Regions from separate parts of the Homo sapiens genome. Here region 2 is linked to region 1. Evidence: chromatin loops called from intact Hi-C (ENCODE). Cell type or tissue: IMR-90. All regions are shown on one strand. Each heading gives the region's core, and the rest is flanking DNA. Links, peaks and the distances in the headings are about the cores only.

Region 1 (4,394 bases), core at 179-4,178:
TTGCAGTGATGGCTTTGCTGTGTCACCCTCATAGCATGTCGTTGTATCCTAAGGACATTTATGGCAGAAAATATGTCACTCAGTGCCTGCTGCATTGTTCTTGTGTGTTTCACAAATTCTGGAAGACACAGCAATTTCTGGGGGCCAGATGTTGTGTTTCAAGAGTCAAGGTAGGGCACCCCCCTGAAATTTAAACAGCATCTCCTAAGCTCTCCAGTTTAGAGCAGAGGTGATTTGGTTCCTTCTCATTGAGAGAGAGCACAACTGCTCTACTAAAGACAGTCTGTTCAGACCATATGGACAACCAGAGGCCTAGAAATCATTACACAATTACTCAGATATATTTGAGGTATTTAAACAAGGCAAGGCATGCTAGTGTGTGACTTGGCTTGTGGTAATGTTTGATTACACTTCAATGCCATCACAAAAGGACGGAATACTTCATTAAAAGTTAAAGTATTCAAGGCTCACAACAGCTTCCAGGGTAAATAAATGGTCAGAATTCCAGATTGTTTGGAAGGCTCAATGTCTTTGATAGGACATGCTTTCTTAATTACCTACATTTGAATTTTTTTGATAGAGAGACTTCACAAATTCTCTGCCTAAAAATGGACCAGCTTCCACTTATTGACATTTATTCATCAAATTTCCACTGATCCATATACAAAGTATTCCTGTTACAGAAAATAATTCATGAATTGGAGGTGCCATCAGCCGTAGAAATTTGTTTTATTTTATTTTTTGAGACAGAGTCTCACTATGTCACCCAGGCTGGAGTGCAACAATCTCGGCTCACGCAATCTCCACCTCCCGGGTTCAATCGATTCTCCTGCCTCAGCCTCCTGAATAGCTGGGACAGACATGCGCCACCGCACCTGGCTTATTTTTGTATTTTTAGTAGAGACAGGGTTTTGCCATGTTGGCCAGGCTGATCTTGAATTCCTGACCTTAGGTGATCTGCCTGCCTCGGCCTCAAAATGCTGGGATACAGTGAGCCACTGCGCCCAGCCAGCCATAGAATTGTAAAACAAAGTTCAAAACAAAGCAACACAGAATACAGAAGAACAAATGTTGCTGGGCTATATAATACTTCAGTAGCACTTACTTCATTGCATTCACTTCTTCTGTCATCATATATTGACTCACATCACATGCCCTGCAAAGTGGAGCATATTATTGTGGTCATATAAAAGTCAAGGAAGGTACCTCAGCTGGCTTCCTAATTTTTTTCCCTGTCTCCGAATGATGTCAGACATCCCAAGGGACTTGTTCTATAGCCCTATGTGAAAAGGAATAGCTTTGCCTTCTGTTCCTATCATGGCTAGAAATTGTCTTTTTTCTGTTAAAATAGAGAAAGGCACTTACCTTACAAAATATTAAGAGATCTATGCGACATGGTTTCAGAACACTTTGGGGGTAGTTTGCGGGAAATTCAGCTCTTTGAAGAAGGAGTTTGAACGTAAACCTCAGGTATCTAGGCTGGAGGGTAAGAGGAGTTGAGGGAGAGGTGCACCATAGATTGAAGGCATCCTCCCAAAGGCTGCAAGTCTCCACCTGGTAATGTATTAGCATCCCTGCCCCCAACTCCCCTTCCCATCCCTTCCCCAGTATTACCTCAGTGACACTTGCAAGAGGCCTTTGCCAGAAGAATGAGGTTCTTGCAAGTGTCAGCTTTCCTTAGATTTACTGTCTTGCTGCTTGACCAGCAAAGGAATGTGGTGGTTCCATTTTGGCCTTCATCCATTTGTTACCATGGGTAAGTTACTTAACCTCTCTAAGCCTACATGTTTTTATTTACTTAAGGAGAATGATAAACTAACTTTCCACTTTTGTTTTGAAAGTTACTTCTCTTACCTGTTCCTCGCACAGAGCCTGGCATATGGTAGACCCTCAAAATATAGAGTTCTTATTACGACTTGGCTTGACTTGACCCCTGGTGCTTCATAGCACATCAAGAGAGCAGTCATATCTGAGGGGTGGTCTGGGACCTCTGCCCAATGTTTTGTGATTCTGACTCAAGCCTAATGAATAACTGGGAGAGGGCAAAAGAGCCCAGCAGGTATGGGTGCTCCCCCCATTTCATTAGAAACTCTGTTGTTGGGCCAGGCATGGTGGCTCACGCCTGTAATCCTAGTGCTTTGGGAGGCCGAGGCAGGTGGATTACGAGGTCAGGAGATCGAGACCATCCTGGCCAACATGGTGAAACCACGTCTCTTCTAAAAATACAAAAATTAGCCGGGCGTGGTGGCGCACACCTATAGTCCCAGCTAATCCAGAGGCTGGGGCAGGAGAATTGCTTGAACCTGGGAGGTGGAGGTTGCAGTGAGCCGAGATCACACTACTGCACTCCAGCCTGGTGACAGGGTGAGACTCCACCTCAAAAAACACACACACACACACAAAACCTGTGTGCTTAAACTGACTGCACCTTCTTCATGTAGTCAGAAAGAAATGGAGATTGGTCTTGAAACCCCAACAAAGCAAAAATTTGTCGGGAGAATTGTTTTGAGAGGTTTCTTCCTAATGCCTTTGACATTACCCATAGATTTCACTCATCTGTGGCCATGATTCTAATGAGCTCTTTCCAAACCCCTGAGTTTGTTGTTCCAGGGGTGAAAGAGAGGCACCCCCAGCCACTACAGCTTTGGCCTACTTTTCACATGAGGTCATGAGCGCATACGTTGTACCATATGGTGTCTGCATTTGCGCTGTGTTTTTGTTGGACTCTGCCTTTGTATCATCTGCAACTATTTTCTCTATAAATATTTTAAATAGTTACGTCTCTGTAAACATACTTATTTAAATCTCTTGGCTGATCTGCAACTAAAAATGTCCCATTTGGGTGTCCCTCTTATGTGTAGCAGCCATTAATGACTGTTGTCTGTAAGTTATGGTTTTCATGATTCTAATATTTTGAGGGTCTTCCAAAACTTCTAGTCCTTTATGACAATGTTTTAGAACAACAGTTTGAAAAAAAATATTATTTTTTCTGTGGTTCTTAAGCATCTCTAAGATAATTCCTAGACTCTATAAATTTCAAGCCTTGATATAAAATTGGAGTGGCACTAACTGGTGATGAACCTGATAAATATTAAATATTCTTAGCAAATATGGAGGTAGTGTCCTGAGGTTTTGGCTAAAAAATATGTAGCAATACAGATGCAGCACTTTCAAGGCGTCACAAATTCATTCTTCTGGGTGGAAATTGGACCAGTTTCTTGGGTGGATTGATTGTCCCTGAATTCAACAATGAAGAGAGGTCTATGTGTAAGAAAGGTCTGCTTTTTAAAAATTCTTCTTTACTTCTACAGAAGTGTCCGAGAGATCTGATTTTATGATAATAACATAGCAGAATTACCCAAAGCCATTTACAAATATATGTTCAATAGTAATACTATTGAACAAAATAGTCCCTTTTTCTAGCTGCATTTTTCTTCACGTAGATTCTGTCTATAGGAGCTAAACATCAGTTATTCACTGCAGGATTAATTTAATCAATGTAGGTTTAATCAACGTAGAGTGGGCCCGAATGTTTAAAGTCAAAAATACTCTTCAGGGAGTTCCAAACGTGGCTATTTATGTGGATGAACGTGTCCAGACTCTGGTACCCTTTCCCTTCATTTTCTGCTGCATCCACACAACTTTGGAATTTGCAAAAGAACATTTCTTAAAGGTTTCCTAGGTGCTCTATGTCTTTCCTGACACCGTATTAGTTAATATCAACCTGAGAATTCTGAGTAGGCATAAGCATTTTTCACAAAACCATAGTTAAAGCAAACCACATCTCTAATCCTGTTTGGAACAGCAATTGATGCATTCAGGGCTGCGCAGTATGGCAAAATGATCCCTGTTTAATAGCCCGACTGCGTGTTTTGTTTCCTGTTAGGAACAGCTTAACTTGCCTCCTTGAACAAACACAGCAGGGTTCAAGATCTGTTGTTCTATGCCTGCTGTGATTTTCTGTGCTGCTTAACTTGTATGAGGACTCAGGAGTGCATAAATTAGCTTCTTAAATGGAGGTCGATTTTTGGTCTCTTTTTCAGAATGGAACTGTTTTATTAATTTCTCCCCCTGAGTGCAAACGGCATCCTGAATCTATTTGCATTTTCTTTGTTTCCTTGTTTATATTATATTTTGGAGGAATAAATGGAAGCCTTCGTTTTTCTAGAGTCTTTCGTTCTTTCTTTCTTTCTTTCTTTCTTTCTTTCTTTCTTTCTTTCTTTCTTTCTTTCTTTCCTTCCTTCCTTCTTTCCTCTCTCTCTCTCTCTCTCTTTCTCTCTCTCTCTTTCTCATTCCTTAGGTACAAATTTGTACAAGTAGAATTTGGCCTAGCTCTTATCTCAGGGTAATCAGATTTCAGCAATTGCGAGGCATCATTTATCATTCTTTGCCTC
Region 2 (4,394 bases), core at 168-4,167, 63 kb before region 1:
CAGTGTTTGGACTTCAGTGGAGAAAAGAGGACTCAGTGAAGGGTTTGTGGGTCTTAGCTCCAGTTTTGATGGCCTAAGACAAAGTTGTTTTAGGTGCAAGCCACCAAAGTTGTTCCCTGAAATTAAAAAAGGGGGCATTTTGGAGAGAGGGGGGTGACTGAGAACTCTGGTAGGAAGGGAAGCTTGGGTCTCACAAGGGAGAAGGAAGACGTGTTTGTGTTTTTCTGTTCCTTCTCAGTTTCTTCTGACATGTCCATGGCATTCTTCTTCCTTGTAGATAGACCTTCCGTACTATGGCATGCATACAGCCAGGAATGGCCACCCCATACCATGCATGCCCATCCATCCACGCAACAATACTGTGGGCAAGGCACAATATCGGAAAGGAGTATTTATATCTTTTCCGTTTGAGGCTGACTAGCAAATCTAAATTCTGATTTCACGTCCTTCTCCTCACCCCTTTGAAGAGATTATGGTACCCAGCTTGGGCCAGTTCTTCCTCCCTGCTGAATTGGGGGTGGGCAGAGGAAGCCCATGGGGAAATAAATGCTTCTGTGGGGGGGCTCAGCATTGTGGATGGGAGTGTGGGAAAGTTCTCCAAGAATAGGTGAACAGCCAGGCTCTTAAACCTGCACCCATCTTTCCCTTTGCTTGGCATTTTCTTTAATTATCTGCTTCTATTTGAACAGTCTTTTAAGCAAGGCTCAATTTCCTCATCTACAAAAGGAAGGGCTGCATGGAAGTTTTTAACATATCCTTGAAGCTCTAAAATAACACCTTCTGCAATTGTGTTTCGTTCATTGTCTGGCTTGCTTCACTAAAAGGTATCAATAATTCTGCTTGTCTCAGAGTTACACATTTGGCCTCATTTCAGGGAGAACTATAGGAAGAACACAGGCAGAGGAGAGGGAGGCCGAGTAGATCCCAGATTTCCTCTGAGTGAAGAGGCCTTTCTTGAAATTAGTTTTGGAACTTTGTTGACATTTAAAAACCTTGAGTTAGCTATACTTTTCCCATTTTTTCCTTTATTCTGTGGTCTTGAAAAAAAGAGTTCCTTTCCATTTTTTAATTTTTTTTAAAAAAATTTGCTGTTATTTCTTGCCACATCAGATTGCAATTCTTCCATCAGCTAGTATGCATTTAGTCATGGGTTATTGTTTTTACCACTGTCTGTGTCCAGCTGATGAAAATTACTGAAATTGAAGTCTTGTCTTAATCAACTAATATTACACCATAATTTAGTTTTAGTCATTGTTTATAAGAATCTTTGAGGCATCCTTTTGAAGACAGTTTAGTCAACTCAGAGTATTTTAGGGCCTGGCTATAGAATATAGCCTTTAGGATTTATAAGTTCTGAGTACAGCAGTGCAGAAAATCCAGGGAGGTAATAGTAGCTGCTTGGCTGGACAGGCTGTGGATTCCATAATAATTCTCCTTCCCTTCCTGTCTACATCCAGTTATTTCCCTTCCTACCAGAGTCAGCCCTTCTTGATCGTTTCATCTTCCTCATTCTGCTTCTATGTAAAGAGCCTTGGGAATGTCACTGTTTGCCACTCTTCAAAGTAGCAATGCCATCAAAATGTGATATTCCAGTCATCTGTGCCCATATAAACATTGGCTTCACGTTGCGTCAGTTAAGGGGTTTTGGACCATGTAACATCGGTGAGCAAGTATTCTTCTATGGTCATTAATTAAATCATTGTTTATAGTCTCAGATTGTTATAGTATGGAGGCAGCATAACATTTTTCATCTCAAGTGTCATGAGGTCCAGAGGGCCCCCTTACATATTTTCACCCTGACTCAGCCAAGTTCTGCAGTGAAATGAAGCATTAGCATTCAGGGACCAGAGCAGACCCAAGGAGCGTCGAAGGAGGCAGAACTAACGCACTGGGCCTGACCACAGAATGACCCTGGGAGGGAGCAAGAATCATGAGGGCTCTCACGTTGTCCCTGAGTTAGTGGTCAAGGACCTGCTATCAGTGCAGGACTTCTTCCTTGGGAGTCTGGTAGCCATGGAGACAGTTCTTAGCTAGCAGATCTCAGACACTTTCCTCTGGAAATGAATGTCTGGGGACATTCGTACCCCTTGCAATAGTTCTCTGCCTCCTCCAGTCTACCAGCAAAATCCAGGGAGGCCTGGAGCTTGTGAGTTTATTTCATTTTATGCATAAGTAGGTCCTGTCTTGAGGGAACCAACCCTAATGAGACAAAGCAGCAAGCCATTTTACATACATTAAAACAATCATTACCACTGTAGAATGGCTGGTGGAATTTAAAGTTATGCGTTCACACTATTTCAAAAATAAGCGAACTGGAAAACAGAAAAGAGGGCCGACTACCGACTAGCCCAGACATTTCACAAAGCCATGGTGACCTTCTCTAACATTCAGTATGCCAAGATTTTAAATAAGCACTGGCTGATTCTCCTTCAGAAATCACAGTTAATGGAGTGTTTTCCAGCTGTGCAAATAAAGAAGGGCCTCCATGTTTGGGTTCTCAACCGATCAGTCATCGTCAGGTCCAATGGAAATGCCACATGTGTTGTCGTCTGCTTAGCTTACCCCTTTTCCATGGGCTAAAGGTCATTCTCTCCTTATCTGAAAGAGAACTGGTGGCCTGAGACTTCCTGGAAGGTCCAGCTCCTAATCTTTTTTCAATAAAAAGATTCTTAACCTCATTATATCTTTCCACATGTAGTGTCCCCCAAAAGATAGCTTCACATTTATGAGGCCGGAATGGTCATAGGCGACAGCAGGAGAAAAGTGGCAATTAAAACATTTTGCTATTTTAAGAGAGGTGAAGGAAGGCACAAACAGCAGCTATTTAAATACCTTTTTGTAGTTCATTGCACACATTCCTTAGAATCAGAGATTTTGAGTGGGAATGAAGATGGTGATGCTTGCTGTTACCGTAAAACAGCAACTAAGGATGACAAGCTGCTCACTAAGTGCCAGGCATAGAACAGAGTACATCTGTGCATTACCTCTTTTGATCCTCCCAAAGGCTCTATGAGGTACTGTTATCATTATTTTTGTTTACAGAGAAGGAAACTGAGGCTGAGCAAGACTAGCACCTTGTTCCAGATTACCAGCCAGCAGGCGGTAGAGCTAGGATTTAGGCCCAGGTGATCCAAAGCCCCAGCCTGAACTCTTCATCAGATGTAAGGCTGCTTCTCTTTGGAGAGGAGAAAGCTGTGATTCATAGAGAACTCTTACATATCTCTCTTCATTTGAGGTAATCTAGGAAAAGAAAACTAGAGAGTGAGAAAGGATTTCAATGTGCCATAATTAACAAAGGCCAGAGCTGGGATTTATGCCCAGCCTGTATGTTCTGGAAATGGCACTGCTTCAGCTTGCACAGTGGTATGGTTCAGGTCCTGATGTTTCAGAGTTGGGGACATTAAGGCTGTAGATAAGACGAGACCAGGAGAAACCACAGCAAGGTGTGATGGGTGTAGCCACAGAGCTATAAGAAGGAGACAGCATTCCTATTTCCCCAGTGTGTACCTTTAGATTGTTTTCTTCTTTTTCTTGTATTTTTAACATGGAGTTAGAAATTAAAATGTAGTCATAGTCACAAAGGAAAAGATGTGTCCCTTGATCTGAGGCTCAAGCTGATTTTGAGAGCTCTGCTCAGGAGTGCGGTTCTCCCACCAAGACCATTGGGCTCCCTGCCCTCAATGTCCATTCTCTCCAACACCATGAATATGGGTTCTTCTGCTCTCAGCACTCAACAGACCTCTTGCTTGTTTTTTGTGAAGTCAGAGAAGACAGGGAGGTAGGAAGCTGTTTATAAATTGTACCTTTTTCTATAGAAATAAGTGTTTTTTTCAGTAGTGTGTGATCTTGACAGGGAGGAGGAGGAAGATGACACAGAACACAGTATTGGGAGCGTCTTCCAAGAACACCATTGCTCATAGGGAATGCAAACCAGGGAAGCCACAGCATCACCTTCACTGCCCTGCTAAATCTCATTCTTACCTCGGCACCCTCTGGAGACTGATATTTTGGTGCTGGCTCTCAGGTTTTCTGCCTGCCTTGCTTAAGGTGGGAAGAGTCTTTGGAAAGACTCAACAACTCAAAGGAATCAAAGGAAGCTACACCCGTCACTCCAAAGATGGAAGGAGGACCTCACTATTTGAGGTAGACAGCTAGGATCTGCCCACTGAGGACAGACTCCTGGTACCCTTGGATCTGGTCATTGCAAAGTGGAGTATTTAATGATTCACCACAGGAGCTTCTCATGCTCAGGCAGCTTTGAGGCAAAAGACTCTAAAAATCCCCAAGTAAGGGTAATATCTCAGAAACACAAAGCACTGCGTTGCATATGGTTTATCACATGCAGTATTTGTAACCCAGAGTTCACAGAAGGAGCTCTGCAAGGGAATAAGGTA

The links. A loop is a pair of places that touch in the nucleus more often than their neighbours do. Peaks named below come from ENCODE experiments on the same cell type or tissue, not always from the same donor. Only the 100,000 strongest peaks of a DNase experiment are listed, where the experiment ranks them.
Region 2: a loop joins it to region 1, with 2.0 times the contacts of the local background. A loop is called at or near these places in 1 of 110 quality-filtered maps.

The regions. Positions count from the first base shown.
Region 1 is chr3:54,817,465-54,821,858 of GRCh38, forward strand. The region is part of intron 14 of CACNA2D3 (calcium voltage-gated channel auxiliary subunit alpha2delta 3); the gene reads left to right. Among named protein-coding and RNA genes, the nearest start is that of CACNA2D3-AS1, 82 kb to the right of the region's middle. RefSeq lists an enhancer at 3,513-4,216. In IMR-90, for the core only: no CTCF peak of the experiment used is centred there; DNase peaks (open chromatin) are centred at 357 and 2,667; H3K27ac peaks cover 1,140 bases.
Region 2 is chr3:54,754,748-54,759,141 of GRCh38, forward strand. The region is part of intron 12 of CACNA2D3 (calcium voltage-gated channel auxiliary subunit alpha2delta 3); the gene reads left to right. Among named protein-coding and RNA genes, the nearest start is that of ESRG, 120 kb to the left of the region's middle. In IMR-90, for the core only: no CTCF peak of the experiment used is centred there; a DNase peak (open chromatin) is centred at 1,824; H3K27ac peaks cover 1,991 bases.